Linked DNA regions of Homo sapiens: all the other regions are linked to region 4. The links are chromatin loops, found by intact Hi-C in ENCODE. Cell type or tissue: A673. All regions are shown on one strand. Links, peaks and the distances in the headings refer to the core of each region. The heading gives the core; the rest is flanking DNA. Region 1 overlaps LINC01923 (long intergenic non-protein coding RNA 1923). Region 2 holds the start of LINC01923 (long intergenic non-protein coding RNA 1923). Region 3 has its middle 5.5 kb from the start of LINC01877. Region 4 has its middle 110 kb from the start of FTCDNL1. Region 5 has its middle 20 kb from the start of SATB2-AS1. Region 6 overlaps SATB2-AS1 (SATB2 antisense RNA 1).

Region 1 (5,344 bases), core at 153-5,152, 1.4 Mb before region 4:
ATGACAGTGACAAAGGGGAGGCATAGTGACAGCCACCCAAAGGTTTAAGGGAGTGATGTGATTTGATTCCTCTGGCGAGAAGGTGGTGGTTGCACTGGGGAGAAGGGTGTGGGGAGGACTGGAATAAGGCTGACCAGAGAGGACACTGTCATAGGCAAAGGAGGTCACAGGCTAGAGAGTGACAGTAGAGAGGGGAGGAGGGGCAGATTCAGTGTAATGAGGGGTGCATGACCCACCTGGTACCTTGCAGTGAGGTTAGGGTGAGGCAAGCTCCTGCGGAATTAGAAAATCTCAGGCCATAGTTTCATTCAGGCCTGGAGAAGGTTGTAACATCTTAATCCTCAACTAATTCCCGCTTTGCCAGAACGCTATAACCTATTTATAAAAGTACCCTTGTCAAGGATACTTTTGACCTTGTTCTATGAGAAATACACACATGCATCCATATATATGCATACAGAGTATGTGTAAGATATATATATAAATATAAATATATATAATATTTATAAAACATATGGATTACGTATGCCAGGGTTCTCCAGAGAAACAAAGCCAAAAGGATGTGTGTGTGAGTGTGTGTGTTGTGTATGTGTGTGGAGAGAAAGAGAGTGTGTGTAAGAAATATTTATTATAAGGAATTGGCTCATGCCGTTATGAATATTGGCATTTTCAAAATCTGCTGTAGAATTCAGGCCTTCAACTGATTAAATAAGACTCGGCCACATTATGGAGGTTAATCTGCTTCATTCAAAGTTTATTTAAAAAAAAAAACCTTTGCAGCTACATTTAGACTAATGTTTGACCAAACAAATGGGCACTGTGGCCTAACCAGGTTGATACAAAATCACAGACACTTTGCTTTACCTTCTTCCCATGTTCCCCCACAAAAAGGTGAATTCTGGCTTTGTGTTTGTAATTTTGTACTTATCTGCAACTTTAGACTAATTCTCAGAGTCTGAAAGAATAAAGATGTTTTCTAAGAATAAAAGCATTATTTGTATATTTGCTTCTAACCCTATATTAAATATCTAAACTGCATTAATTCATTAAATGCATCTTTTTACTCATACCCTTTTCTTTAAGTATTTCTTATGTGCTATCCCATTAACAATGGATACAGTAAGAATTATCCCTGTTTTGCTGGTGATGATCTGTCCAAGGTCCCTGGCTGGTGCACACTTTGCTGTCAAACGTTCTTGTTCTACCTCACAGCAGCTTTTGCTGATTCCAGCGTAAAGTTGCTTCTGTTTGTTCTCAACAGTTGTCCATCTCGCTGATGACTTATGAGGTATTTATTTTGCCTTGCATCTTTTGGAAACTTCTGAAATAGTCCTTATTTGTCAGTTTGCCAGTCCCTTGCCTACGGAGTAAATTTTAATGAATTTACTTGGGGAATTTAATGATGCCTTTATTTTTAAATTTTTTAATTTTTCTTGAGACACAGGGTCTCACTCTGTTGCCCAGGTTGGAGTGCAGTGGCACAATCATGACTCACTGCAGCCTTGACCTGGGCTCAAGCCATCCTCCCACCTTAGCCTCCCAAAGTGCTGTATTACAGGCATGAGCCACCACGCCTGGCCCTAATTATGCCTTCAGGAGAAATAAAGCCCATGCCCCAGATGAACATGGTTATTTATCTGAATACAGTATAAATGTAAATTGGGTGGTTAGATTTTGATGAATGGTATTTGAACTAAATGTTAGTAATGAGAAATAGGGATAGGCCCAGATGATTTGTGATATAGATGCCAATTCATATTTTATGATATCTATACAAAACAAGGAAATAACCAAGGTGGATGCCTTATTAGATCAGAATTGGGGAAATTAACTTTAACACGCAATGTGACCTTTGTACTGTAATCACCAATGTACTAAGCTAATCTGCATGAAGTCATGTTTTGGGAATTTGCTTATATTTATTCATCTTTTTGGTGGAAATAGCAATGATGGTATTAACAATTGGTATCTCAAACAAAACTGTACAGATATAGTCATGGCAGAGAACATGCTTTATGGTTTGATTTGTAAAAATGTTTTACATAATATTTTTCAGTGGAAATCTGAGTTAAAAATTAATTTTTAAAGGATACCTAAGGGACCTACATTTTAGAACTAAAATGCTGAAGGATCAACAAATAAATATGAATACCTATTAACTATAAAAGCAAGAGAAAAAACTTTTCTCTATAATAATCTACAGAAAAAAGCTCAAATATTCAGGAAGTCAAATGGGTATAGAAATGTTTACTTAAAATTTGAAACCTTATAATATATATTTTAACCAAATAGTATTTTTACAATTGGTATAATTTATGTAGACAAAGGAGAGATTGATTTCTATCGAGTGCTCGCTTGCATTTTTGAGGGATTGAATTAGAGATGCCGTGGGGTGAATGGCTCGCAAATTCCACGAAAAAAACCTATCCCAAAATGGACACAAGAGGGCGCCAAAGATGCAGTAGCTGATGGAGATTTAATGGACGAATACTCTGGCACTTACAAATGAAGCCATGTTTATTTTATTCTGGGTAATATATTATGCACCTGCTTGTTTTATTTTTTAGACTGATTCGTGTCAAATGACTTTCCAGAAATATGACATGTGTACTGGATCCAGGCAGAACTAATCTTTCAATGTAGAAGTAGTACTATTTTGTACAAACTATATTCCATGATATAATGAAGTTTTACTTTATTGTACTCACTCTAAAGAGAATTAAGAGAATGTAACAAGATGGCACATACTTTTTCAAGCATTTTGTCTCTGTAACTCACTAGGAAACAGTTTTTGATTATGGGATATTTACCACACACACACACACACACACACACACACACATACCCATACATACAAATTCCTTTGTTACAGGAAAAGAGTAGTGAGTTTTTGTCTAGAGGATTCAGGGACTAATTTAGGGCTGAGACTTCCAGAAAAAAGAGGACACAAAATGATAACTGAAGGAACTAGAGTTTGCCGTGCATGAGGAAGAACTAAGTCATTTTGGTCCTATAAATGTTTGGCTTATATGTTATTTTGCTAGGGCTGCTATAAAGAAATACTTTTGTCATCACAAAATAAGCCAAAATGGGTGGCTTAAACAATGCTATTTAAATAAATAGCATTTATCTTCCCACAGTTCTGGAGGCCAGAAGTGCAAGATCAAGGTGTCAGCAAGATTGGTTTCTCTTGAGGCCGCTCTCCGTGGCTTGTAGATGCCCATCTTCTTATGATACCCTCACGTGGTCTTTTCTCAGTGCGCACGGAATCCTGGCATGTCTTCACATGTCCAAATTTCCTCCTCTTATGAGGACACCAGGGAGATTGAATAAGGGCCTACCCTAAAGGCCTTATTTTAACTTAAACACTTCTTTAAAGGCTCTAACTCAGTGGTCTCCAACCTTTTTGGCACCAGGGACTGGTTCTGTGGCAGAAAATTTTTCCACAAATGGGTGGGGTGGGAGGGGATGGTTTGGGGATGATTCAAGCATATTACATTTATTGTGCACTTTATTTCTATTATTACATTGTAATATATAAAGAAATAATTATACAACTCACCATAACATAGAATCAGTGGGAGCCCTGAGCTTGTTTTCCTGCAAGTAGATGGTCCCATCTGGGGGGTGATGGGAGACAGTGACAGATCATCAGTCATTAGATTCTCAAAAGGAGCACACAACCTGGATCCCTCACATGCGCAGTTCACAATAGGGTTGGCACTCCTCTGAGAATCTAATGCTGCTGCTGATCTGACAGGAGGAGGAGCTCAGGCGGTAATGCAAACAATGGGGAGCCGCTGTAAATACAGATGACACTTTGCTAGCTGCTCACCTCCTGTTGTGCAGCTCGGTTCCTAACTGGCCACACACTGGTACTGGTCTGTGGTAGGGAGGGGTGGGAAGTGGTTTAGGGACCCCTGCTTTATCTCCACATATGGTCTTATTCTTAGATAATGAAGGTTAGCGCTTCAACAGATACATTTTGGGGAGACACAGTCCAATCCATAACATCTTGGTTCCTTGCTTGTGTAAGTTTAGAATGGTGGAGGGCAATGGGCTCTCTCTCTTTCTGAGTTTACTGACCAGCTTTCAGTGAAACAAGCTCTGTGCCCTGCACACATCAGGTACTCAATATACATTTGTTGAGTGGGTGAATTTCTGCCTGGAAAAGTGACACATTTTACTTTGCTTAGCCTTGCCTGATATCTTCAGCTGCCTGACAGGTAATAATTAACTGTTGAAAGAAAGGCATAAATACTTCCTTTTAAACATTGACATTATGTCCATCTGGTGAAAGAAAAGGATAGAAGCAAATAAAGAGAGTTCAGGAAATGCTAAAATTTCTTTGAAATAATTTCATTGAAAATTAACAAGTTGATTATTGTGAAAACAGATTCCAATTTACACATAATGGCCAATCATCTAGTTTTCCTGGCCTCTGATGAAACCCTTCCTACCTAGAGTGATCTGCTTTTTACCCCACCATAATGGTTATGGAGGGCTTCTTAGGTTAATTTGCCTTTCAGACTTCAACCGCTTAAAGATAATACATTTAACTCAATTATAAGCTGTCGCCCTGTTCACAGTGCAATTTCTTCTGCCCTGGCATCCCTGCCCCAACACTTCTGCTGCTGTGCCCACCCCTCACTTAGGCTGCAATAACTGAGTTCTTTGCAATCGGACAACTTGTACGGGGTCTGCAAAACTCTAGCACAGAGGCCGGCAGGGGCAGTTAAAAATCAGAGTCTCCCATTTTCAGAATTGCTCTATTTCAGGATGAATTTCTGGCCACAAGAAGACAAAGTGAGGTCTCCTGGGTTGACCAGCTGAAAGTGGGTCAGAAGGCTGGGCTCATGGGAGAGCTTCCACCTACACTGCCTTACAGGGGCCACTGGACACCAGGCACACGCTCACTTGTCTAGGCTCCAAGGGCCCGGCTTAAGGGACAGGAAGAAGTGAGGGACCCTAAACTTTGTCTTCACTTGCTATAATGTTCCCTCCCTTGAAGCATGTTTCTGTTTTTCCAAACAACTGGTTAATTATTGATTGATTTTCTAAATCTCACCCTCTTTAATTGGGAGCTGTGGGCTAAAATATAAGGCATTGAGTTGGATTTAATATAAATATCCCATCCTTCATGCATCTTCAACTTTCTCCTAACCCTTCAAAAAAAGATTGTTTCTTCCTCTTGTCTCTTGGACTTCCCTTTTTCAGGCTGCTGTGATAAAGTTCTTGATACTTTCTTTCTCAAAAGACTTTTAAAAAATCCTTTATGTTGGCAGGGAATTAACTCATGAATAAATGGATAATAATACCGGCTGACATTTTTGGAGCGTTGACT
Region 2 (5,344 bases), core at 139-5,138, 1.4 Mb before region 4:
AGCAATAGCCTTTCTAAAAAATATCCGCATTTTCTGGGGCATAAGGAAGTAACTGAATTTATGATATCTTCTAAACACCAAAGGAGTATATGCAACATAAAATTGTGTTTTCAATTTGAATAAAAGTTTATTCAAAATTATCTTAATTGTACTTTTGTACATTTCCACAAGATAAGACCATATAATCAACATTGTATATTTAAGGCATTTGATTTTTTATTTGTATTTGTTATCTAGGAATAATAACATTTATTTCTGAATCAATGCTATTCTTGTAAATTATTTCCTTTCTTCTGAAAATTGTTAATTTTACAACGTGCATGTTTATAAACGTGGATTCATTTACCTAAATCAGTTGGCTGACCTGCCTAATCCCTTCCCTCTGTCTTCCTCTTTCTCTCTTCCTTCTTTCTTCTCCCCTACTCTCCTCTCCCCTCCCCTCTCCTCCCCTTCCCCTTCATTCCTTCCAAAATGCAATACTGCATTTTGGCAAGGATTCTATAATGAGAGTGAGTGCATTCAAGAGGTTAATTACATGTAAAAACAGTCAGTTTCATTAATTCGAATGTACTATACATTTTTGGGGCCTATATGTTAATATTTTTTAACAGACATTTCCACAAGTGCTGCATTTTAACATCTGAATGCATCATGTATATATTATTAGAAGAGGGAAAGAAGAGACAATTGTGATTATTAGGTCAATAACCAGAACACTTAGGAAGATTAATATAGCAAGCAGTTTTTTGTAAGTACATTGGCTTTTATTACCTACAGGAAAGAATATATTTTCTAATTTCATTATTATGCAATTTAAAAAATTTTAGAAGAAGCAATATATAAATATTTGATTATATCTTATTAAATTCCATAAGAAAAAGAAGCCATCAAAACATGACCCTAATTGTCTCTTTCTGAGTGTGAAAAACATTCTTTATGAAAATGCTTGGAAGTGTAATTTATCAATTTAATCACATACATTTATGTATATCTCCTGAGTGTATGTGAAATTGAGTCTAAATGAACATTTTATGATGTTAAACGCATTTTTCCAAAGATCTACATTTATTCAAAGATCATGTAAAAGGCTGTTAATTTGGATAAATACTATTCTGTCCATTGCTAAGTATTTATAAAATTCTGAGTTTAACTTAAAGACATCAAACATATTGGTACATTTAAATTGCACCAGTATTCGTTTCTAAAAATCTTTAATAAAAAATGTAAAGGTTTTGAATTATATTTTGTCTCCTTTCTCTTACAAATGGAAAATTAAACTGGAATATATTGTTATGTATGAAATTTATTAACTATGATGAGGTTATATACTATATAACTTTCTGCCTCTCAAATATTATTGTAATATATTTTATATAGTGTGTAATATTGAATCTTAGTGTAGTAATATATTTTGACATTTATAGATTTATATATTTTTAAATCTATTCATAAACATAGGATATGTTTTTCATGTCTTTTTGTGATTTTTAGTTTGAAAAACATAAACATTTTAAGCGATAACATTCATAGAAGGCAAATACTTCTCTGTGGAGTCTTTACAAAAAGGAATAAAACCTCAAACTAGAATTCATTTAACTTCATTTTAATAGATATGTTACGTTTTATTTTTGTTGCCGACATCTGAAGTAAATAATTTCTGAATCCAGGTAGTTGTTTTTGCACAGCAGAATAAAATATCTTTTTTACTATTTTACTATTTTCATTTGTATTCAAATATTGATATGAAGTAACCAAAGAACAAAACAGACTTTACTAATACATTCTTCAGTTGCGGGCAATCGGTGGTGAGAGTCAAAAAGAAGAAAAGTCCAAACAAAGGTTTTTCATTTCTTGCTGTTTACAAATATGTAAAAACAAGAATTCATAGTGTCCATATATTTCCTAGCCTTTAGTGTCACATTTTGTTCAGCAAAGGTTTCTTACCTTTTTTCATTGATGCCTTATTGAGAATCCTGAAATACTGCTGCTCAGTTCTTTCCTCTTCATCTGCTTGCATTGTGCATATCAGTCTGTAGGGGGCACTCCTCAGCTACCACAAAGACTTGTGATAAGTCCTTTCTGTGGTCTGAAATGTATTTAATACTCATTATTTTATCAAGGCACTTAGTTTAAAGAGAATTCATAGTTTATCTTTAAAGCATATATAGCCATAATTGAGGAAAAAAACCCTCAGTTTCAAGATGGGCATTTGGATTTCCGAGGATGTTAATAAAAATTTACAAAACTGCATTGAACTTTGGTAAATTAGTACTTTTCAGAGCTTCCTTCTTTCTATTCTTTTCTTGGAGCTCAGGGTGGATTTTATAATACCCAGACTTTTATTACTATACCTCGAGTCTTGTTGTCTCTTTGCCTTGAGGGCTCCCAGAGAGCAGAATGTAGAGTGATCATGATTTACATGTGGGAAGAGGAACCACAGAGTTTTTACATAGAATTACATGCCCTACACTGGAGCTTATAAACAGCTTATCTTTAACGGGAGTGAAATATTGAATTTAAGATTGTGTGTGGCCTTCTCTACTCCCTTTCCTCCCTTTCTCCTCCCATCTCCAACAGAATCTACTTGGGTGGCAATTCTAAGAACCCCTTCCATAATAATGACGTGGTCCTCTCACATGGCTGTATCTTCCAGGTTCACATCAGCTGTGGGTGCAGCTGCTTTGGCTTATTATAGATTTCCATAGTTACCTCTCAGAGAGACCAGCAGCATTAACTGGTCCAACACGTTGGGGGTTGACTTTCCACATTCAGCCTCTTACTTGCCTCCGTGCCAGTGCTTCTGCGTCCTGCTGTTACCATGGTTGTACTCTACTCACCCTCTTTGAGACCAGCCCCTCCTCTTGATCAGAGAGCCCCTCACTCCTCTGGAGCCTGACACTGGATGCCACTTCAGCAGTTGCTTCGTCCTTTTCCTTATCATCAAACGTTCCCTTTCTCTGCTGTAATTTCTCCTATCTCTCTTCACCCCACTTCTCCTGCAGCCTCTCCATTTCTCAATTCATTTTATTTTTTATTTAATTTTATTTTTTTTGAGACTGGCTCTCACTATGTTGTCTGGGTTGGTCTTGAACTCCTGGGCTCAAGGGATCCTCCCACCTCAGTCTCCCGAGTAGCTGGGACTACAGGCATGCCCCACCGCACCTGGCCATTTTTCAGTCCATTTTAGAGCAGAACCTCTCAAAGGGCTGTCTGTATCTGATGTCCTAGGCTTTCCACCCCTCCTTCTTTCCTTTCCTGCTCCACTGATGCTCTGTTCCTAAAATCAAGGACCTCCATGATGCTAAACCTAATGGTCAGTCCTCAGCCCTCATCTTTTACTTTATTTTTTTTATTGCTGCCTCCTATACAGTGACTCAGCCCTCATCTTGATTGACATAGAAGCAGCATTTTATTTTTCCCCATAGGGGATCACTCACTCCTCTTTAAATGATTTCTTTCACATGGCTCTGGTTGTCTTCCTCCCTCACCAGCAGCTCTTATTCCACTCCTTTGCTAGCTGTGTCTCATCTTCTTTTAAAAAGCTTAAAAAATATATATTTTTTTAAATGAAGATGGGATCTTGCTGTGTTGCCTAGGCTGGTCTGGAACTCCTGGACTCAAGCAATCCTCCCAGCTTGGCCTCCCAAGGTATTGGGATTACAGGTGTGAGCCACCACACCCAGCCTGTATCTCATCTTCTTGAACCCAGGGAAGCTCAGGTGTCTCTCTCTACACTCGCTTTCTAGGTTAATCTCATCTCTCAGGCTTTACATACTGTCTATATTCTGAAAAATCCCAATTTTTTCTTTCCAGCCAGGACTACTTCCCTCAACTCCTGGCATGTGTATTTAACTTCTTTTTCACTGGACATTGCTGTTTGGATGTCCAACGGGCTTCTCAAACTGATCTCCATCCTAATCTCACAAAACAGGCCACTTCTTAACAGTCCTTCCTGTCTTAGAAAAGGGAATTTTCTCAGGATAAAACCTCAGTTTTAAGACAGTAATCCAAGCCGCTGTCATCATTTCCTGTGTCCATTTCTCCTCACTCCAATACACCGACATCAAATCCATAGAGGTTAAATATCAGTTCATTTCAGTCCCTTTCTCAAAACCCACCAGTGGCTCTCTACGGAACAGAGTGACGGCCACAGTGCTGTTAATGACACCAGGGCTCTACTGGATCTGACCTCTGAGATGCCTCTTGGCTTCTTCCCTTACTCTGCTCCCTGGCTCACTTCACGCCAGCCACATGTCCCACTTTGCACTTGCTTGATAATCCAGGAAAATCCCTGCCTCCAAGGGATTTGTTATTTTCTCTTCCTAGAGTGCTCCTTTCCCTGATACCTTCATGACTCACTTCCTCACTTGCATAATATCTTTCCCCAAAGTCATCTATGTACTGCGTAGGTGTCTCTGACCACTCTTAAAAATAGCAGCCCTCAGCTGGGCGCGGTGGCTCACACCTGTAATCCCAGTACTTTGGGAGGCCGAGGCAGGTGGATTGCCTGAGGTCAGGAGTTCAAGACCAGCCTGGCTAACATGGTGAAACCCCGTCTCTACTAAAAATACAAAAAATAGCTGGGTATGGTGGTGCACGCCTGTAGTCCCAGCTACTCGGGAGGCTAAGGCAGGAGAATTGCTTGAACCCAGGAGGCAGAGGTTGCAGTGAGCCAAGATTGTGCCACTGCATTCCAGCCTGGGTGACAGAGCAAGACTCTGTATTAAAAAAAAAAAAAACAAAAAAAGCAACCCTCCCTAGTGGACTCGGCATTTCACACAACTTTCTGGCTTTATTTTTTTCCATGGCACTTATCACCATCTGACTTGCCATATCTCTCACCTGTGTATCATCTCTTGTCGCCATCCATGTGTACGCCCCAAAGGGCAGGGGTTTTGTCTGTTGTGTCTGCTTTTGCTTCCCCAGTGCCCAGAGAGATAACTGACATGCAGTAGGCTCTTCGTAATAGTTGCTGAATGAACAAACCCATTTTAGCATATCATCTGTGAAAGGATTTATGTCCAAATTTGGAACTCAGCCAGGATTTGAATTGTATTTTGTCTTTTCTGTTTCAAAGCTTGCTTTCTGGTTTAAATTAGTTCCTCAAAGTGATGCTACTTTATCTTGTGTTTGCACCCTTTGTTTTCTTCAGTTGACTTTGAATACATTGGTCTTTTTGCCTTTAATCAATATTGGATGCAATAATTTTTATTTTTTATTTTAAAAATCTTTTATTTCAACATTCAGCCAGATAGTTGAAGATGTAGTAATTTTTGGAGGCCTCACCATCCCCTCCCCTTTTGGGGGCCATTTTTTTTATGGGATTAGGAATTTTGGGAGTTTA
Region 3 (5,344 bases), core at 120-5,119, 140 kb before region 4:
AGACTACTGGGTTCAAATCTTGGCTCTGCACTTTCTAGATGTGTGATCTTGCTGACTTAATTTCCTCATCTCTACAATGGGGATAACAATGGCACATACCTCAAAGGGTTGCTGTGAGATGCTCGGCTTGTTTATGTGCTCAGTCAGTTGGCTGTTACTGCATCTCCAGCTTTATTTCACCCTACCCTCCTTCCTTCTGCAAGAGCTTTTACCAAACTCTTTTATGCTTTCTCAATCAGCCCCTTGTGCATTCGGTTTCTTCTACCTACATATCTATTGCCTCTTCCTAACTCTTTTATTCTTTTTTTTTTTTTTTTTTTTTTTTGAGACGGAGTCTCGCTCTTTCGCCCAGGCTGGAGTGCAGTGGTGCGATCTCGGCTCACTGCAAGCTCCCCCTCCCGGGTTCATGCCATTCTCCTGCCTCAGCCTCCCAAGTAGCTGGGACTACAGGCGCCCACCACTGCGCCCAGCTAATTTTTTTGTATTTTTAGTAGAGACGGGGTTTCACCGTGTTAGCCAGGATGGTCTCGATCTCCTGACCTCGTGATCCGCCCGCCTCGGCCTCCCAAAGTGCTGGGATTACGGGCGTGAGCACCGCGCCCGGCCAACTCTTTTATTCTTTATTGGGAGCTTGTGTGGTTCCTACCCTGTCTCAGACTAAGAGCTCTGCTAGATGGTTCCCCTTTTCCTTCCCAGTTCATACTAGGCTCTTATTAAATAATTTTTAGTGGAATGAATGAAGAGCATTTATGATATTTTGTGAGAACTGAGGTTTTTTTTTTTAATAGTTTCTCCAATGTAGGGCACAGTGTATATGAAAGTTATCTTGTTCACTGTTGAATGCTGGCATCCAGTAGAGAGAATGACACATAGTAGGGATTAGATTAAATAAATACGTGTTGAATACATTTGCCATCCTAGACAAGTACTGACTTTCAAAATCTACTTATACACTCAAATGGATCTATCATGAATCATAAAATACTGCAAATTTTGCCAATTTACATTAGAGGTTTTTTTTTTAATTTCGTGTTCTCTCCAAGTTTCTTACTCTTCCAATACTCATCCATTAATTATCATATGTGTTGGCTAATTTTGAACTCTAGGGCTTTATTTGCTTTATATCATGTGGCAAAATGTTTCTTGGTGAACTTTAAACCTTCTCTCTGATCCTGCCAATTTAGTAGATTATATCAGATATTTGTAGGAGTGCAAAAAGTTGCAAGTTAAAAAGCCATCAGTGTGACCATTTTAATATATAGTTCGAAGTAAAGAAAAATATCTCAATTATTCCTTTGTTTTTCAATCACTTTTATTAATGATAGCACTGCTTTCTGAGTAAAGATCACCTTAACTCTTGCAGGCAACATGACATCTTTTATTAAATTATATTAAAACACTGATTAATTGTAATCCAAATCCTCCATTATCCAGGGTTTACTTCTTGTTCTGTATTTGAGGAAACGAATCAAAAATCAAAGAAACAGGTCAGTGTTAGCTAAAACAACAACAAAGCCAACAAAACATTTTCAGCATACATACTGGGCACGTGTGTATTAAATGTAATAAAACAAACATTACTTTTTTAAAAAGGGTGGTAATTTAGCCATATACTGAGTCACCAAAGATTTGATTCTTTCCCTCCATCCTAGCCAAAAGGGAGAAGAAGGGAGTCATCCACTTAGATTTTTCAGTAAGAAATGAAACGAAAAGGGTTGCTGGCTTGATCATGGGTTAAACAGAAAACTTGCTTTTACTTTAACTTCATGTATCTTGGTGAATTGGGCTTTTATTACATTTCTACTATTACCTTAAATGACATCTTAATGACCAAATGCTTTTGATTTACTTTAAGATAACTTTCATTGAAGAAACACTCAATATACGCTGAATAAATAAATGAATACACAAATAAACATATGTATTACACTGGGTATGGTCCCTTTAGTAAGACATTTGTTTGACTCGAACCAATTCTGTAAATTTCATAAATGATAGTGAAGGTGACATTAGCTGACATTAAACCAAGATGTTTGGAAGACTGATAGAGAGGAAATAACTCAAAACTCTGAAAATAAAGCTGTTAAATATTACAAGCACAGCCATGCCTTGCTAAACTCATTTTTCAGGACAGAAAAGCAGATTGTGGAATTATTCACGCCAAAGTAATCCTTGCTTAATTTAATCATCGAACTAGGTTTCCTAATATGGATATTTTCTTAGACTTCAATTTGTTACATAGCTAACTTATTTTCTAATAGACTATGTTGGTAATAAGAAAATGAATTACATGCTGTTGGCAGAGTGATGATAACTTAGATCTGAATTTATCCCACACAAACTTGGTACCCCCTTTAAATTCAATAAGCTTGGGATACCTCAACAATCTATCACCTCTGGATGCCATTTATAAACAGATGGTAAGCCTCCACACCCGTGTGCTGCAGAGAGCACAGGCCAAAGTACTTTTATCCAGGAATCTTCCGTGGCATCATCAGGAAGAACACAGAGCCCAGCCAATTTTGAACAAAGACCATTCAGCTTCCTGTTTCAGGACCTTCTAAATCCTTAAATCCCATTGGCTTAGCACAGGCAAAACCTAACACCGCAGTAAATGTCATACTCCACCCAGGAGAGGGCAGCGACACTCACAACAAGCCAACATTACACCAGGGCTTGGAATGATTGAATAGAAAAACAGTAGAGAGGTCCAGGCTGCAGTGAGCCATGATCTTGCCACTGGACTCCAGCCTGGGCAACAGAGTGAGACCATGACTCAAAAACAAACAAACAAAAAAAAATGAATTAGGGAAGAGAGAAAGAAGGAAGGAAGGAAGGAAGGAAGGAAGGAAGGAAGGAAGGAAGGCAAAAGAAAGAAAAAAGAAAAGAAAGAAAGAAAGAAAGAAGGAAAGAAAGAAAAGAAAAGAAAGGAAACCGAGTGTCTGATGGTTGAAAGATCATTTGTCTTTCATTCTTCACTGTCTCCAAGCATGAACCAGGAGAAATTTAAACGCAAGAAAAGCAACAATCACTATTTCATCAACTCTCTCTCACAGCAGGGAGTTATTCAAAAATAATAATGCCTTTCTATGATAGGAAACCTAATTATTAAGAGCATTAAACATTAGAAGATTGCCACCCTTCGTACTGGCTGCAGATCGTTTGTCTTACTTGTCAAACACAAGTTCGTTTTTGACACTGATTTCTTAAATTTCCGCTGACTTGGCAATCTGCAGCCACTTCTCACAAGCTCTGTAATATCTTAAAGACTTCACAGCTAAGCAGTTAGAAAGGATTTGGGGTTTAATTCAGCTCACTGACCTGTTTAAGAGAATAACGGAAATAAAACAATTTTCAGCTAAAGGCCTGAGAAGGCCTCTCTCTTCTGAAAGAGTCTTTGTATCAATGCCATGAATCAAATGGTTTGTCTAAGTGGTTATTCTGCACCACCAGTGAAGGCCCAGCAATGTGGCAGTGAATCACATTTAATAACTTGTGGTTAGCTGTCATGAACACTTAATTTGATGTTGAACACAAACCCTGCAGGGGCAGAAGGGAGCTGGGGAGGGGAGAGGTGGGTGAGGTGTGGGGGGCAGAGAGAGTTAAGATCCACTTGAGATCCTGCGGCTCCCTTCACCCCTTGAATCTTGAGGGACGGATGTGGGATCCTGTCTGCTGGTGTTTCTGCTGCGTTTTTTGCAGCACGGCGTTAGACAGAATTCGCTTTCTTGGCGTTTATCGTCTCCCCCACTTCAAGTCTTCCTGGGATCCCATTCACCCTCATAATGAAGGCTCGCCCAGTGTTAGAAGAACACTGCAGTCTTTTCCAGAGTGCTAGTGGAGGGCTGTCAGGCCGGCTAGAAGAATTCAAAGCGTTCAGGGAACCCACAAAAGATTTCTTGCAGCCTTTTAGCTGCCTGGCAGGCAGTAGAAACCCCTCTTGTGTCAACTGCTAAATACTGCTGTCCCTGTGTCCTAAACGGAATGCGTCAAAACTCGGGAATCCCACAGCTTCACATGTTAGCCATGTGCGCTGGCGGCAGCGGGCTCCGGCCGCTTCAGACGTTTTAATTTGTCACTCGGGAAAGCAGATGTGTCAGGGAGTTGGAGAACTTGGGAGGTGACCACAGCGAACTGCCTGAGGGGCCTACCCCACCGGGACCGCTGATGAGCCTCCTCCGTGGGGCCAGCCCAGTGCTGGGAGCGGAGGGAGGGAGCAGCAATTTGGTGGCTGCGATTGGAGACAAGGCCGCCTCCCACCGCGCCTCCCGGGAGCCCCCGGCGCGCACCCCGCCCGCTCGTGGCCGCGGCCGGTCCCTTTAGTCCCCCTTGCCGCGCTACGCGCACGCCCTGCCCTGCGCTGAGCAATGGCAACCTCGAAAGCACGTTCCAAACACTTTCTCCTTAGTCCTCAGGCCTCTCTCACTGGTTCGTTGAGCTACACAGCTATTCTCCGAGATTGCTCTAAGTCGGTGTGAGAATCTTTTAAGTGTCCTTCAAAGGCTACTTTGCAATGACGCGAGCCTGAGGCATAGGTCCCGATCATTTCAATCTGGTCAATAGAGGAAAAACAAAATGGAATTTGACATTAAAAAAAAAAAAACTCAGTAGTCCTGTTTTCAAAGTGTAAATGTGATGAATTTTAAAGCAAAGCAAACTTTAATACATTCAAATAAACACTAAATTGTAACACCTCTGAAAGCATTAATCACTCCCCTTGGTGTGTCAAGAACTTGGTGTAATTAGAGACCTCCTCTGACTCCCCTCAAACTCCTCACTCTCACCCATCCCCACCCACCCCTCCTCACCCTCTAGACGCCAAGTGCATTGCCTGCCTCAGTGCAACTGACAAATACATGCATTGAACCAAAATTCCTGCAAACTCAGCTGACAAGAAGACTGTGAAAATATAAATCTCTATTTTACATATTTTTATTGGTAGTAATAATAGAAACAATGTTTATATTTTTAAAAAATCCAAACCCATGGGATAAAAGTAACAAGTCTACAGCTACCCAATGAAACACACACACACACACTTGAAACTTCTGTGTTCTAAAAATGTAACAGATTCAAATCAGACTTATGACACCAAGTTCCATGGAACAAACTAGTCCCCACAGTAAAATTAGAAAACCTGAACAAGAAAATCAACATTAAAGACATAATCATAAATGTTTACTTTAGGAAGGACAATGAAGTAATCATACAAATAAGAGATTTTAAAAATGGAAAAGTCCTTAATGGAAGTTTCATTTACTTTATTTAAATCCAAGTGAATTTCATTTTAATTCATTTCAATTATTTATTAGTTTATTACATTATGGGAAACTGAGGCACAGGG
Region 4 (5,344 bases), core at 128-5,127:
TGTTTAGTGAATCAACAGGTTAATACATATAAAGCACTTAATAAACAATGAATGTTAGCCATTATTTTTGTTATTATCTAACAAAAGGAAATTTCAGATAGGAGCCTTCATAGTATGAATAGAATTTCCCAGATTGCCTTGGATACTTTTGAATTTGAAATAATATATTTCCTAGTAAAGACATTTTCATTTGTCAATAAATATTTTATTTTTCCAGAGTTCTCCAAATACTCATAGGTATACTAAATATATCAACAGAAAGGTTACCTGGAATTATCCTTTTGAAAACTTTCATAGTGGTGCTAAAATGACCAGAACTCTTCCTGTGTTGACTAAAACAATCTTTTAGAGAGATGAAATGTGTAGAAAAAAATTAATTTTGTGTGTCACGCCTGGGGCCACTGTGTCTCCTGGGCACAGAGCTGGCTTCATAGGCTCATAGGTCCCGCACTTAGAAGGCCCCACACTTGGTTTAATGCTCTGCTGGCATCATTTTGAAAGGCTGAATAACGTGAATAAAGAACTCCGCATTTCATTTTGCAGTGGTCCCTGCGTGTCACGTAGCTGGTCCTGCCTGGGTGTGACCTATTACTGAGAGGTAGAGTAATGCAAATTCCACAATTAGGAGCGTTTCAGTTAGAAGATATTTGTATGATACTTGAACCTGAGACATAAGGTTCCCTGTTTCTTCCTGTCTGTTGGGGAAGCTGCCTCAATGACCACAGCTGCCTCACGGCACAGGCTCACGGAGCCTCTCCATTAACTGCTTCACTGGGTTCTCACAGGTTGGGGGAGTTGATAAGAAACGGGATTCTCAGTCATTTCCCTCACCTGCAATTCCATAGATGTCTGCTCATTATTCAAAAACATATTTTGAATCATTTTAAGAGCCTAAAAGTTTCTCGATACCATACACTGAAAGAAAGATTTGGGTTTCTCTCCCCCATCCCAGCCTTCTCTAGTTCATGGCTCATTCAGAAGCTCTTGACGTGGTCTCTCTATTGTTTTTCTACAGCATGAGATAAAAACTACTGTTTTAGTTGTTTGATTTTTACTGTGTGATTAGTCTAGGCATGATAGACAGGAAAGCACGTAAAGCATTATTTTATTTGAAAGCCAGAAGCACATCATGTTTATTAATAAAGAGCCTGGTTTACATAGATTTTATTATTATTGAGCATAAAATGGTTTATATTACAAGCAAGGGTGAAATTACTAACTAATTAGCCTGTGAAGATCACGTTTAATGGAATATATAAATCTAGGGCATTGCTTTTTTTTTCCCCCTTGCAAACCTTAAGGGTCTTTTTCATTAAACATGTACATATGCAGTCTTCATGCTGAAACAGAGGATTGTGATACACAATTCAAGGTCAAATGATTCACTTTGTGTTTCCCAAAGTCCAAAATCTCAGTGCTTTAAATTCCTTAACTCTTAAGAAAGCTCGTTTCAATACACAGCTGCTTTGGTGTGAATGCTGAATTCAACTATCAATGATGGTAAAGAGAAAAGCAAATAATGATGGAGTGAAGCAAAGGTGAAGACTGTAAGGGCTAAATTTCCTCCTCTCTCTCTGTATCCCTCTCTCAGTACTATAGCTTAAGACCCACTTAACTCTTCCAAAGGAACTTTGTTTCTATTAACTCAGAGGATTGCACAACCTTTGTAAACACACCATTCTCATGTATTTCAGTTAAATTTCGTAATAGCACCATAAAATGTGACAGGCGTTGCAATAAATTCTCAGTCACAGGAAGCCCAAATTGTATGGGGAAATTACTAGAAACCATGTCTCAGAAGGAAGGAAGAAATGCAAAATTCTTCAAGAACCTGGAAAAATAATGTTAAATGTTTCCTTAAAGTGTATGTCTCTCATTGAAATAAAATGAAGACTGTGTTTTAAGTAAGATTTCAAAGTTTGAAGCAGTGTGGCTATTTTAATCACCCGACTTCACTCACATTCTTGAATGCTGGTTCCTGCCTCAAGGCCACTGGAGAGGAGATAGCCCTTCCTCTTTCCCTACCCTCTACCACTTCGGAATCGGGGTGCTCTTATCAACAGGGGGCTAAAACTGCAAGGATGCACACAAATGTGTGCTGCGAATTTTTTATTTTCAGAAGGAGCTTTACGGGTAAAACTTAGAGTATATTGGGCTTATCATCTATTCATTGGTTAAAAGTTGACTTGCAACATAGTGTGATTCTAGTTTTTACATTCAAAATCCAAGTCACCACACTGTGGACAACACACTTCTGTTTTGGGAAGCTAGAGTATGCTTATGTGAAAGAACAGAGGCCTCCATACAGGAGTTTGGCTAATTGGGAGAAAGTTGTTTCATTCCTCCCTTGCTTATTCGAACAGCCTCAGGGTGACTACAACAATCAAAACCAAACCAAAACAAAAAACCCAGTTTAGCAGCTATGATAATACTAGAGTGATTTTCAGTTACTCTGTGACCATCCCAACACCCCGAAATGCTTAAAACATTATTCACAATGAAAATAACGCTGCATGCTGCCATAAAGTCCCCGTCATTCCGTTTTATGGAAGTGCTTTTGTTTAATGTCAGAACTCAGAGCAAATCTAGACTTACCAGTCCATAAGATTTGCATTCAGGAGACGTTGTGTGTAGAAGAACTTCAGTATGGGCTCTGGAGGGCCTAGGATCCTGGGACACGGTGGGGTTTGCGAACTCTGGGAGCCGGGCCTGCCAGGCTCACGTCATTTAAAGATGAACACTGCCCCCTGCTGGCGAGAGTACGCATTGCCGCCAGAAGAACTTCGAGGGTGGAAAACAACCACTGTTTAAAGGGGAAATTAATTTCAATTACCGCACCTTTTTTCACTTCTTAGCTGTCAGTTCAGAAGAATTATAACTGCAAAGAATCACTATTGCATGGAAAAACAACTCGGTTCATTTTATGACTGTTAGTCATCTTTATGAGCTACCATCACTGGCAAAGAGCCACCTAAATGAAAGGACAAGAGAAACAAAGGCAGCCACGGTGGTGCCGGAAACTTTTGAGATGGAGCAGGGCCTGGAGAAGAGAAAACTCTGCAGGTGTTAATAGTTCAGAGTCTGACGTAGCCAGTTGCACCACCAAAAGGTAGAGTGGGAACTCAAGCCAAGCTGTAGTTCTGAGAGCTCTCCAGAGCCTCTGAATCGCCTTATTTTCTGCCCCATTCCCTCTTGCCCCCTAATCTGAGCATCATGGGAGCTGCCCGGAGGAGTGGAGCACAGGGCTGGAGCCCCATTCTAAGGACGTGTTAGAACACCATAAGGACATTCCATAGGTGCCCTCCCTTCCCCAGCTTCGTGGGGTGAGCTGTGATCAAGGTGATCTCCAAGAGCAAGGCTGCAGGGGAGAAAGGCCCATCCAATGGATTCATTAGAAACAAAGAGTTGCCTGCTCTGGCAACCTCAAAGGCAATTGTCATTGAATCTCCTGTAGCCTCTTTGAGTTAGGAAAACTCGGAGGGAGGTTGTTGAGGGGAGTCTGGAAACGCAACTCACATTCACACGAAAGGGAGGTGGCAGTCCTGGGGAGAGCTAACAGGTAGCAACTCTCGATTTGAAAATTTGGATTACACAAATTGAGCACATGCCCCTTTTCATGCTGTTAGAAGACAGGGCTAGGATCTACTTTCATGAAATGGTTCGGCAAATGTTATAGAGGGTCCACTGTGTGCCAGCTTCCTGCAGTGTCTCACAAGTCTTCATTCAGGCAGTCCTTCACAGATCACAAAGAACGGTCATGCCACTCTATCAACACAACTCCCTGAGGCAGGAATTATGACCTCCCCTCTATATGTTAAAAAATTTGCAATTAGAAAGATTAAATAACTTGCTTATGTTCGTGCAGTTAATAAGTAGAAGACAGCCTGTGTTCATCCTGCCTTGGGTATTTTAGAGTTGGCATTAGCAGGAGGATCGCTTGAGGCCAGGAGTTCGACGCTGCCGTGAGCTATGATCGCTCCACTGCACGCTAGCCCGGGCGATAGAGTGAGACCCTGTCTCTCAAATAAAACAAAACAAAAGAAAAAACAAAACTCAAAGTCTCCATATCAACCTATGAAAATACAAATGCAAAACTGGGTAACCAAAGAAGTCTATTAAATATGTACCTAATTAATTGATGAACTCCTTGTAGGAAGTAGCACTGGCCCACAAAGCACCACCATGCTTTTTAAATAAGAACTAATTCAACATTTTATTTTTTAATTAGCAGTCCCTTTCGATTAGGTGACATATTTATATTACTCATTTCAGAATAATTATTATACTTACGGAACAAATAATATATTCCTTCAAAAACACCTCCCCCTCATTAACATTCTCTAGCTCATCTCCACTTTGCTTCCAGAATTGTCTTTGTAATCCTAAATAAAATATTTTCAAATGTTACTTCCCTCCTCAAAATTCTTTATTGTCCTCTGGAACTAGATGTTAACAAGCGCACTATAAGAAGTATTTCAAAACCAAATCAAAGGTTTTAAGAAAGCTTCATTTTATATCTTCCTCTTGACATATTAATGCTCTGAAAATCCTACAGTAAAAAAAAAATTAACTTTTTTGTACTAAACATTTCTCAAATATATTGGACCACAGAATGTTTTTAAATTAATGGAACAGCTATTAACATATCGACGAATCTGGGGAATACAGTTTATGTAATATTGGCTGCCTTGATAAAATCTGGACTCTTTAGCATGGCACATGGGCTTTTCATAAACCAATACTTGCCTACCGTCTCCAGCTTCATTTCCTACCCTCCGCCCTCATATGCCCCACAGCAGACCCAACTATTTGCTATTTCCAGAATGTATCTTGTTCTCTCTGCCTCAATTTTTTTTTTTAAATACACTGGTCCTTCTGCCTAGAGCATCCTGGGGCTTCTGTGTTCATCTGATCCCCTCCTAACCATTCTTTCAAATTCAAGTCAAGTCTTCCTTCTCTGTGAAGACTCCCCCACTACCCCCAACACTTCCCTAACGCCTCCCATGAAGACTTACACCCTGCTCCTTCTTTCCCCTGGCCCTGTGGGTACCTCCCTCCATTTACTATACCAATGTGGGGTGGGGGGAATTCCTCTGTTTTCCCATTAACTGCTCAAAGGCTCCAAAGTAACTCTGTTTCTTAGGATTTATCATAATGCCTAGAATGTTCGGGGATCAACGCCTGGAGAATTTTGCACTGAGATTCTCTTCCTTATTTTAATTTCTTCTTTATTCAAAGTAGTCCTACACAAAGCAATTTTATCTCTTCTTAAAGTCTTGATGATACTACTACTAATAGCTCATAGTTATTGTGTGTTAACTATGTGCCAGGCTCCATACTAAGT
Region 5 (5,344 bases), core at 244-5,243, 250 kb before region 4:
AATTCAGCTATTCCTGCTTTGATATCAATGTCTATGAGTCAAACCACAATGTCAGTTTAGAAAAACAATAAAGCAAGTTCTTACACATAAAATGTATTATCTGAAATTTTTATATCAACCAAATAAACAGAATTATCAGCTTTCCTAAGCTTGATGTGGTAACAAGCTCATATCCAACATCTCAGTAATCTACAACGTAGATTCCACATGTAGAACCTGGTATCATCTCAGAAGCTAACCCCAAGTCAAATCTAGTTAGAGTCATAGAGAGCTGCACCTCATCCCCACACCATTCTCTAGGACAGGAGTCCACACAAACGAAATCAAAGTGCTTGGGATGGGAAGACAAGCTGGAAATTCCTGTGTGTTTAGCCAGGCTGCAAACCAGACACGTTGGGGAGTTTTTGTTACTCCCCCTGCTTTGAGGCCACCCTTTTCTCATAGTGACATTCCTGCCTTTGCAGTCTCATTCGGTAGCACCTCTGCCCATGCACTGGACTTTAGCGCCCTCTAGGTGGGGGTCTGTCCTCCTAGCCACTAGAGCCATGCTGTCCAATACAAATATAATGCAACTTATGTAATTTTAAATGCTCTAGTAGCCATCTTTTAAAAATAAAATAGTAGAATTAATTTTAATAATGTATTTTATTTAGCCCAACATATCTAAAATATTTTCTTTTCTTTTTTTTTTTTTTTTTTTTTTTTTTTTGAGACGGAGTCTCGCTCTGCCGCCCAGGCTGGAGTGCAGTGGCACGATCTCAGCTCACTGCAAGCTCCGCCTCCCGGGTTCACGCCATTCTCCTGCCTCAGCCTCCCGAGTTGCTGGGACTACAGGCGCCTGCAACCACGCCCGGCTAATTTTTTGTAATTTTAGTAGAGATGGGGTTTCACTATGTTAGCCAGGACGGTCTCGATCTCCTGACCTCGTGATCCGCCCGCCTCGGCCTCCCAAAGTGCTGGGATTACAGGCATGAGCCACCGTGCCCGGCCTCTAAAATATTTTCAACATGTAATCAATACAAAACATTGTTCAGATATTTCATGTTCTTTTTTTCCCCACACTAACTCTGAAAATCAGTATGTGTTTTATATTTATAATACATTTCAGTTTTGGACTAGCTGAATTCCAAGGGCTCCAGAGCCACATGTGGCTGGGGGCTACTGGATTGGACAGCATAGCACTAAAGTAAGTCACTGCCATGCATAACAGTCTTTGCCCAGTGCCATTTTGTTTCCTAGATCCTCAAAGCCAAGTTTCCAAGGTTTCCAAACTGCTAACAAGATAACCTGAGGCTCCATGGTAATAAGAGGGAATTAGAAGAGTTAAGCCTCTCTACTCTTCCCTTTATTAACTGCCAAGCACCACACACACCCCACACACAATATGTTTGAAATATACAAGTTCCTCCCTCTTCTCCTAGAAACTTTTGTATTTCAATAGGAACTTAAACTTTTTTTTTTTTTTTTTGACAGAGCCTTGCTCTGTCACCCAGGCTGGAGTGCAGGCGGTGGCATAATCTTGGCTCACTGCAACCTCCACCTCCTCCCAGGTTCAAGTGATTTTCTTGCCTCAGCCTCCCGAGTATCTGTGACTACAGGCATGTGCAACCATGCCCAGCTAATTTTTGTATTTTTTAGTAGAGACGGGGTTTCACCATGTTGGCCAGGCTGGTCTCAAACTCCTGACCTCAGGTGATCTGCCTGCCTCAGCCTCCCAAAGTGCTGGGATTACAGGCATGAGCCACCATGCCTGGCCTGCATCTTCTTGAGTAGGGACAGTGCAGTGGCCAAGACAAGGGATAACTGCAGGATCTGGCCATTTAAGGATGACAGAGTTAGTGAATGTAATCACCTCAAGTGTTTCTTGGCTCTGAATTTAATTCAACAAGCATGTGTTGAGTACTTACCAAGTATCCTGCTAGACAGAGAAAACCCTGAAAATAGGGACCAGCTCTTCCTCATCTCCGTATGGCCAATGTCTCAACTGGTGAGTTTATACAATTTCAGCCAAAAGCAAAAGACAGTTGATGTTTTCTTTTTCTGTGCAGTTTTATTTCAGAGAAGTAAACATATGACATTTGAGAGACTTTCTCAAATGCTGAAATCCACTGGTGTACCTTTATGGCTCCCTTGGAACTCTCCTGGATGTGTGGGTGAGAACTATAGAATGAAGAACACAAGTCAACCTCCATTGTCTGGCAAAGGGAGAAACTGAAGTCACTACATCTTGGATATATCTATAAAGAGATGTTAACAATCAGGTACTTTTCATGGGGATAAGGGTAAGGAGTAGTCAGGCAATTCATATAATTTTAACAGAGTTTAGTCCACTTCACTTTTAAAGGCTCCAGGCAGAGCTCCAGGCTGCAGAAAAGGAAGACCACCAACAATCTCCAAGCAAGGGAACCTTCAGGGTTTTGTGGCCCAAATGGCCAAAGGGAATATTTGTACTCTTAGAAATGCATCTCAAGCTTTTAAGGCTTGCAAACTGCCAAACTCTGTGGATCATTTTGTAAACTACAAAATCACCAGCTTAAAAAAACAACATAATTTAGCCAGGTCAATCCATAAAGTATCCCACACAGTACTTATTACAGAGAAACCTTGAACAAAAAACTCCCTGGCCTGGGACATTTCCCAGGGAATCACAAACTTCTTTGGAAAACAGAAACGTCTGGTTGTCCCATACATGGCCCGTGTGAAGAGTGCCCAGTCAGGGATGGATGGTGTTCCAAAGGTTCCTGTGTAAGTCCATTGTTGGAAACCCTGAATGCATTTTATAAACAAATAAATTTTATAAATAAATAAATAGCTGGTCCCTATTTTCAGGGTTTTCTCTGTCTAGCAGGATACTTGGTAAGTACTCAACACGAGCTTGTTGAATTAAATTCAGAGCCAAGAAACACTTGAGGTGATTACATTCACTAATTCTGTCATCCTTCATAGAAACACTATTGTTGATTAGGCTCCCAGCCTATCCTGACAGTACTGATTAACCCAAAGTGCTGCTGAAATACAGTACTTTCATGATGAAATGTAGCAGGATGCTATGTCATTGCTAAGAATTAAGCACTAGAGGAAAACAAGTACATTAAAAAAGAGCTTGATACTCAGAATGAAAGCTGCATCAAGAGGGAGATCCTTTACATTGCCTGCCGCCTCATCCCCACAACAGGGAGCCTGTGACCCACAGCCCCTGCCCTATCAACCCACCAAATGAATTGGGTCTGTTGCCCTCTAAGTTCTCGCTGTCTTCCATGGGCTCTCTCAGAAGACTGAAGAAAGAATTTCTCCCCTAGTTTTTGCCACTGGCCACATGCAGTTCTCTCCTCAATACTGCCCCCTCCTGGGGAAGGGAGCTCCGTCCCCAAACTGTTGTCCTGGTTAAAGCTGCCTTCTTCCTAAACGAGGAGCAGAAGGCAATCCTCCTTAGAAAGACACCCAAAATAAAGAGGAGAAAAAGAAAGACCTTAAGTTATTTTTTAGGTGAATCTTTTCTCTGAATACAGTAAGGAGAAACCAAGAGGGTTGGTGTTGGTCCCTCACTTAGGGAGGAAAGCAGATTGGGGAAAGAATTAAAGAGAATTCCAACAATGAAACATTTATGAATACTAAATGTAATATTAATGAAATTGACACAATGATAAATTTTGTAGGGATTTAATAAATCTGTGTTAACTTTAGCGTTCTCTAGGTTTTATATATTGAAGGGAACAATTTTTCCAGATCTCGAACTTTTTAGCAGGCCCCAGAAAAGCTTTACTTACTTTTTTTGTTTGTTTGTTTGTTTTTATTTTGAGACAGGGTCTTGCTCTGTCACCCAGGCTGGAGTGCAGTGGTGTGCTGGCTAATTTTTAATTTTTTTGGAGAGGTGGGGTCTTGCTAGGTTGCCCAGCTTCCCAAAGAGCTTGCTCTCTCTCTCTCTCTCTCTCTCTCTCTCTCTCTCTCTCTTTCTTTCTTTCTTGAGACTGGGTCTCACTCTGTCACCCAGGCTGGAATGCAGTGACACAATTATGGCTCACTGCAGTCTTGACATTCCAGGCTCAAGTGATCCCTCCACCTCAGTTCCCCAAGTAGTTGGGACCACAGGCAGGCACCACCACACTTGGCTAATTTTTTAATTTTTTGTAGAGATGAGGTCTCCCTATGTTGCCCAGGCTGATCTCCAACTCCTGGGCTCAAGCGATTCTCCTGCCTCAGCCTCCCAAAATGCTGGTGTTACTGGCGTGAGCCACCACAACTGGCTCAGAAAAGCTTTAAAAGCTTAAAGAACTGTGCCTGTGGCCAAGTATTCCTAGCTTTCTGAGATACAGCATAATTATCAGAGGCACTGGTGGGTTTGTTTCTGGATTAATGTTAGCCTTAGGATGGATCCTGTCAAGAAATAACTTACTTTACAATTTTACAAATCTTGTTATCTGGAAGCACCGAATAAAATAGACTCGAAAACTGGCGTCTTATAGCAAAATTAAACTTTAGGCCTGTCCACCAGTTCTACTTTCAGGGATCTGTCTCAATAAATGTATACCAAAAAAGGTGTGCAAGGATATTCACTGCAGCACTGTTTATAATCTTGAAAACTTGGAAGCAACCCAAGTATCCGTCAGGAGGGGAATGATTAAATGACAAACATGTCTCTCTGCCATGGAATAGCATTCAGAAGTTTGAAAAGAAGTGGATTTATATTTACTAATGTGAAAACCTTTGAAGACAGATTTTTTTTTCTTTTTTTTTTTTTGAGACCAAGTCTCACTCTGTTGCCTAGGCTGGAGTATAGTGGCGTGATCTCAGCTCACTGCAACTTCTGCCTCCTGGGTTCAAGCGATCCTTGTGCCTCAGCCTCCTGAGAATCTAGGACTACAGGCATGCACCATCACACCCGGCTAATTTTTGTATTTTTAGTAGAGACACGGTTTCACCATGTTGGCCAGGCTGGTCTCAAACTCCTGACCTCAAGTGATCTGCCTGCCTCAGCCTCCCAAAGTGCTGGGATTACAGTTGTGAACCATCTAGCCCAGCCTAAAGACAGATTTTTAAGTGGAAAAAATGTTTCAAAATACCCTGAGCCCAAAGATAACCTATAAAACCATATCTTGTTTCTATATGAATATATATAATATTTTATAATATATTTATTTGTAACTACATAGAATAAAGACCGAAAAAAGAAAAAGATACTTTTCTTTTTTTTTTTTTTTTTTTTTGAGACTGAGTCTTGCTCTATCCCCCAGGCTGGAGTGCAGTGGTGCAATCTCAGCTCACTGCAACCTCCACCTCCCGGGTTCAAGCAATTCTCCTGCCTCAGCCTCCCGACTAGCTAGGATTATAGGCACCCACCACCACG
Region 6 (5,344 bases), core at 99-5,098, 270 kb before region 4:
CAGCCCCCGCCCCTCAGGCCAAGCTCTGGCCCTGGCAATCTCTGCACTTTGTCATCACGCCCGAGTATTTGACATTCGCAATTATCTGCAAATACCCTGATCAGTTTGTATATGAAACACTTTTTTTCCTGCCTTAAGGTTGGAATCTGGTAAGTTTCAGACAAGTGGTTGCAGGGGGAGATGACCCAGGGGACCGTGCGGGACAGGGCCGGTGAACCCGATTCCGCGAGGCGGGCGTCTCGAAGGGACTGGTCTGCGTGCCTCACCGGGTTCCCCAGCCTGGCTCCGAGGAAAGGCCGCGCGGAGGCGAGAAAGGGCCCACATCTCGAGTCTCCAGTCTCTCCTTGAAAAGAGCACCCCCTAATCCCGGAGGAAGGGAGGGTGAAGGAGGAGGGGAGAGCCCACTACAGGCAAGGCAGGAAGGTTAATCATTTTGTTAACCGGAAAGGGTGCTGCCCCGCCTGGCCGTCGTCACCGAGCGTGTCAGTCACCCGCTCTCGATTTCGCCGCAGAATTACCTGCTCAAAGAGCCACCCCAAGAAGCCCTCAGCTCCGAGGTCTTCCCGCCCGTCGTCTGCGGGAAGTAAACGGCGTCCTCCCTCCAAAGAAGTGGATGCCCCTTCGACTCTCCTCCGCCCCCCGGCGGTTCCTAAATCTAGGAAAGCCAGCCCCGGCATCGCTCACTACTCCTGCACCTCAGCTCTGGGATACCCGCTCAGTACAGACAGACCATCAACCAAAAAAGAAAAGAAGAAAAGAAAAGTGGTGGTGGGGGTGGGGGTGGGCAGGGAGCGTAAAGTAGCGAGATCACTTATTTGACTCTTCTGTTTTCTTAGGAACCTGATCCTGGCCCCCGGCAGAGCATAAGGGCCCGAGGCCAGGGACCTAGAGGCCGGACCAAGTTCGCGCGAGGTGTTCACAGCCTAGGCGCCCCGGGCTTGGCTTCGTACTCTGCAACAAGCCAAGCTCCCTTGCCACGAGTATATCAGCAACTTCAGAAATAAACACCAGCGAAACCCCTTCCCACATTAGCTTGTTGCTGTGCTACTGACACTGGGCTTAGTCGATGTTCACACCTATTACATTTTTCCGGAAAGTGGGAGGAGCAGGGGGTAGAGAAAGCTGTGTGTATTGAGGGAAGGGGAGATGTGTGCAACACCTTCCAGAAAAATGGGGAGGTAGTTTAGAAAGTTTTTCTCTGTAACAGCACAGCTTCTGAGAAGGCAGAGAGAAGAAAGCAGACAGGAAACGAATCCCTTCCTCCTCTCCCCTTTACCCCCTTCCTTCACTCCCTAGACCAAGCTGGTCACCCGGCTGGGAATCAAGATTGTGTGGCTGGGAAGACACCAGTCTCTGTGCTCGGGTTCAGCCCAGTCGGGCAAGAAAGTCTGGGCAGCTGGAGAAGGTCGTCACAGTCTCCCGTGGAATCTTGTTGCCTGAGAGCCCCATAACGGAAAGGGCTAAGACGACTCTTCCACACACAGGTCGCAGCCCCTGCCGCGGAGGATCCCCAGGAAGATGCTGGGGACGCTCTGAGCATCGGCCTTTCTTTACCCCCGACTCCCTGGAGCTTGGTCTCGGGATGCCAACTTGGGGCACGGAGGCGACGGGCTGCTCCGAAGCTGGAGGGTTTCTGCTTGGGTCAGAGGGATCACGACCTCAGCAGAGCCAGGAGAGGTTGGGTGACACCCACTGCGTATTGCACTTGACTCAAAACTGCCCTCGGCCTGCGGAAGAGGCGAGGGCAAGAAGCCTGGTGGCGGGTCAAACCTTCACCCTATTATTTTCTATCATTTTTTATGCCCATATATTTGTTAAATGTATGGCTGCTATACACCAACAGCTTATTCTACAAGAAGTGCCCCCGAGGAGGATTGGGTTAAGCTTTGCAAATTTGGCTTCCCAGGTAATGCGCTTCATTATTCTGCTCCCGACTTACCCACCACACCAGTGGGTACCCGGAGCAGCACCCACTTGGCAGAACTGATGACTGCTTGGGCCCAGCGGAGTGCGCATTGCGCTAACACGCGCACGGGAATTGCACCCTTGCCGGAGCCTCCGCACCGTGCGCCCTTCAAAGAGCTGGCGACCCCGCTCACGTGTAAGCAACCTCCCACTTTGAAACTAATTCGCACCCGGGTCTTTCACCCCAAAGGACTTTGCTGCGGACGCTGCTCTGACCCAAGACGCGGGAGAGAAGTCCCAAAGGCTACAGCCAGGGGCTGGGGGACTCCTCTGCTCACCTTAGTCCTTGATTTCGAAGGCCCCAATTAACTATCTGTTGTGTCAGAATCGGCGAGTGCAAAGTAGCTGCGCCCCGCTGACGCGCTCTCTCCTGGGTCCGGGTATCCCAGGGCATCCGGAGCTGGGGAGGGTTGTGCGGACTACCCAAGGCACGCGCAGATACCGGGCAGGGAAGAAGGGCTCCGTGTTCCAAGGATGGTCGTTTACCTCTCCTGAGATCAGCCCTAATCCCTTGGTAACTTAAGCGCCTCTGAACTCGGGGAGCGCTTGGTGGGGCGCCTCCCTGCATCCACCCCTACCCCTGGCTCCTTCCCAGGCCCAGCATCTTTCCCACCATTCTCACCCCCACCACCCCCACGGCCCCGCCCGTTTAGAGGCGTGCGGTGGGCACTTGGTTTACAGAACCGGCGTTTCAGATGTTTATTTGCAACTAATTTCTTGTGCTGGAAAATGCTTGTTACCCGGGCGGAGCGCTTCCGCTCTGCGCGGTCCGGCCCGGCGGGCGGTAGCTCGCTGATCCCTCCGGCGAAGCCTCCAAGGAGCGGGCGGCTGGGAGAGGTTGTGCCACCCGGGACCAAGCCATCGGCGCTGCTCCGGACTCCCGGTAGGGGGAGCCGCCGCGGGCGCCAGGCCGGATTGTGTTCTGGCCTCGGGGCGGCCCTGCTGCCAGCGGCCGGGACTCTCAGCACAGAGCTCGGGAGGACTCCACCTGCTCTCCAGATAAGGCGCCATGAGCAGAGAAGGGAACAGACGGCCAAGCTCCCTCCTAATTCCCCGTTGTTGCAGAGCAAAGAAGATGGGGGAGAACTAATTATATTCTCTAGGTCTAAATATTGTTGAAAAATTTGTAGGTGAGATCACCTCCTTTGCCCATATCCATATATAATATATCCATTACATGTGTTTGCCCATATATATACGTATGCCATATGTAAATATGTACGAGTGTGTATGTATGTGTATAGCAGTGGTTTAGAATTAGTCTCAGTTCCACAAATTTTGAGCCCTTTTAATATTTTAGGTGACCTAATACCTTCTCACTGTATTTTCCAAGTCACTTATTTCCAAGAGTTTTAGGTGATCCCAGCATAGGAGCTGAGCATAGGAGCTCAGATGAGACTTGCCAGTTTTGCTGCAGTAATGTCAGCAAAAGAGTCTCTCTCTTTCTGACTCTATAGACTTAAGTAAGGGTTTACAGGCTTTCATTTTAAGGTATGACTGATATTTAGAGAACAAGACTAAACCAAGGTCAAGGGGAAAACAGTTAGACTGTGAACCTGCAGACCACTCCACTGCACCCAGTGTGGCCGTACACCTGTGCTGAACGGCCAGAGACTTCCTGGTCAATACTCCCACAGATAAAAGACTGCAGGATCTGCTTATACACAAATCCATCTTTCGCTGGGAACCCACAACTCATAACAACTCTCCTAATGCCAAGTCATCAAGGCCTCTTGAAAGAGAATCATAAAAAACAAAGAATTTCAAACTTGGAAGGAAACCTAAAGTTTACTGGTGAGGAGCTTGAACTGAGTAGAAGCAAAGAATCATACTCCAGATGAGAAACGCCCCATGCACTGAGCTGAGACTGGAACTCTCCTCTTCTTACTCTCAGTCCAGTAAGTTTGACTACAGAGCACTCATTATCATTGTGATTATTATGTTCCCGCATATTTTGTCGTTCTTAGTTAGGCATACTCCTTTAACACTATTGTAATAAAAGCAAAATCTGGAAGATCTTTAAGAGTGTAGCAGTTGCTTCCAAGGGAGGCTGAATTTTAGGAATGAAGTTACATATAACATTGACATATCTGGGGGAAAGACTAGAAAAATATAGTTTCATTGCTTTTTTGTGTGTTTTTGTTCTTGTTTGAGACGGAGTGTCACTCTGTCACCCAGGCTGGAGTGCAGTTGTGCTATCTTGGCTCACTGCAACCTCTGCCTCCTGGGTTCAAGCGATTCTCCTGCCTCAGCCTCCTAAGTAGCTGGGACTACAGACGCCTGCCACCATGCCCAGCTAATTTTTGTATTTTTAGTAGAGATGGAGTTTCACCATATTGGCCAGGCTGGTCTCGAACTCCTGACCTCAGGTGATCCACCTGCCTCGACCTCTGAAAGTGTGGGATTAGAGGCGTGAGCCACCATGCCTGGCCAGTTTTATTGTTTTATCCCTGTTTAATAATGTTGGATATATGAGGCCAGGCACAGTGGCTCACGTCTATAATCCCTGCACTTTGGGAGGCCAAGGCAGGTGGATCACTTGAGGCCAGGAGTTTAAGACAAGCTGGCCAACATGGTGAAACCCCGTCTCTGTCTCTGCCAAAAATACAAAAATTAGCCAGGCGTGGTGGGGGGCACCTGCAATCCCAGCTACTCAGGAGGTTGTGGCAGAAGAATTGCTTGAAGGGGGAGGTTGCAATTAGATTGTGCCACTGCACTCCAGTCTAGGCAATAGAGCAAGATCCTGTCTCAAAGCAAAACAAAAAATATTGGATATATGCAAATATGTGATTAAATGAATGAATATACAAACAAAACAATGAAAAAGGTGGGATTGTTGGTATTATAAAAGCATTCTCCCAAGTTGTGTATTTTTTCTCCAAAAACCAGACCTAACTTAGTCCTTAATTTAAGTGTTTGTTTATAGATTTTTAAATATCACATTTTGGTGTCATTTTTAAGAACCAACAGGAAGGAATTTCTAAAATAAGATTTGAAAAAAAAATCTAATAAAAAATTGATTTAGCAAAAGTAGGGAAATTTTTTTGAATGGAATATTATAGGATAAGCCCAAAATATACCACCCACTGACTTTATCATAAATCCTGGGATATAAATGATATTTTATCATCCTTTCTATAATTATCCCCTTTTTGTTTTTTGATAGGATCAAAACAAAAATTACTATTTACAAGGTCAATTCACTATTCCTTTTTGTATTCTTGTTCACAAAGGCAGAGATACATTAACAAATGAAAGTGTCTCAGTCTTTTTCCGTAACTAATGTCCAATCTTTAGCAAATGGTGCTGTGATGTCATTGAAATGGGTATTGGACAAAGTACCAATTGATTTATTGATTTCCCTTCTTCAAAGTCGTTT

What was found. Peaks named below come from ENCODE experiments on the same cell type or tissue, not always from the same donor. Only the 100,000 strongest peaks of a DNase experiment are listed, where the experiment ranks them.
Region 1: a loop joins it to region 4, with 17 times the contacts of the local background. A loop is called at or near these places in 75 of 110 quality-filtered maps.
Region 2: it touches region 4 in a loop (3-fold over the local background); 3 of 110 quality-filtered maps call a loop at or near these places.
Region 3: it touches region 4 in a loop (7-fold over the local background); 8 of 110 quality-filtered maps call a loop at or near these places.
Region 5: a loop joins it to region 4, with 4 times the contacts of the local background. A loop is called at or near these places in 14 of 110 quality-filtered maps.
Region 6: a loop joins it to region 4, with 4 times the contacts of the local background. A loop is called at or near these places in 17 of 110 quality-filtered maps.

Annotation. Positions count from the first base shown.
Region 1 is chr2:198,307,418-198,312,761 of GRCh38, forward strand. The region is part of intron 2 of LINC01923 (long intergenic non-protein coding RNA 1923); the gene reads right to left. Among named protein-coding and RNA genes, the nearest start is that of LINC01923, 65 kb to the right of the region's middle. RefSeq lists a silencer at 2,288-2,582. In A673, for the core only: a CTCF peak has its summit at 2,449 (motif pointing right); a DNase peak (open chromatin) is centred at 2,454.
Region 2 is chr2:198,372,532-198,377,875 of GRCh38, forward strand. LINC01923 (long intergenic non-protein coding RNA 1923) reads right to left here and starts at 2,566. Exons shown (of 3, transcript NR_110267.1): 1 at 2,352-2,566; 2 at 1,945-2,086. In A673, for the core only: a CTCF peak has its summit at 2,029 (motif pointing right); a DNase peak (open chromatin) is centred at 2,040.
Region 3 is chr2:199,599,849-199,605,192 of GRCh38, forward strand. No RefSeq gene overlaps it. Among named protein-coding and RNA genes, the nearest start is that of LINC01877, 5.5 kb to the right of the region's middle. In A673, for the core only: a CTCF peak has its summit at 2,618 (motif pointing right); DNase peaks (open chromatin) are centred at 2,633 and 3,253; H3K27ac peaks cover 3,244 bases.
Region 4 is chr2:199,737,256-199,742,599 of GRCh38, forward strand. It overlaps a transcript of FTCDNL1 not described here. Among named protein-coding and RNA genes, the nearest start is that of FTCDNL1, 110 kb to the right of the region's middle. In A673, for the core only: CTCF peaks have their summits at 2,755 (motif pointing left) and 2,954; DNase peaks (open chromatin) are centred at 1,676 and 2,716; H3K27ac peaks cover 1,984 bases.
Region 5 is chr2:199,485,647-199,490,990 of GRCh38, forward strand. No RefSeq gene overlaps it. Among named protein-coding and RNA genes, the nearest start is that of SATB2-AS1, 20 kb to the left of the region's middle. In A673, for the core only: CTCF peaks have their summits at 519 (motif pointing right) and 3,362 (motif pointing left); DNase peaks (open chromatin) are centred at 505 and 3,345.
Region 6 is chr2:199,468,771-199,474,114 of GRCh38, forward strand. SATB2-AS1 (SATB2 antisense RNA 1) reads left to right here. Exons shown (of 2, transcript NR_026830.1): 2 at 837-3,988. It also overlaps a transcript of SATB2 not described here. Among named protein-coding and RNA genes, the nearest start is that of SATB2-AS1, 3.3 kb to the left of the region's middle. RefSeq lists a silencer at 2,768-2,957. In A673, for the core only: a CTCF peak has its summit at 2,839 (motif pointing right); a DNase peak (open chromatin) is centred at 2,861; H3K4me3 peaks cover 678 bases; H3K27me3 peaks cover 1,437 bases.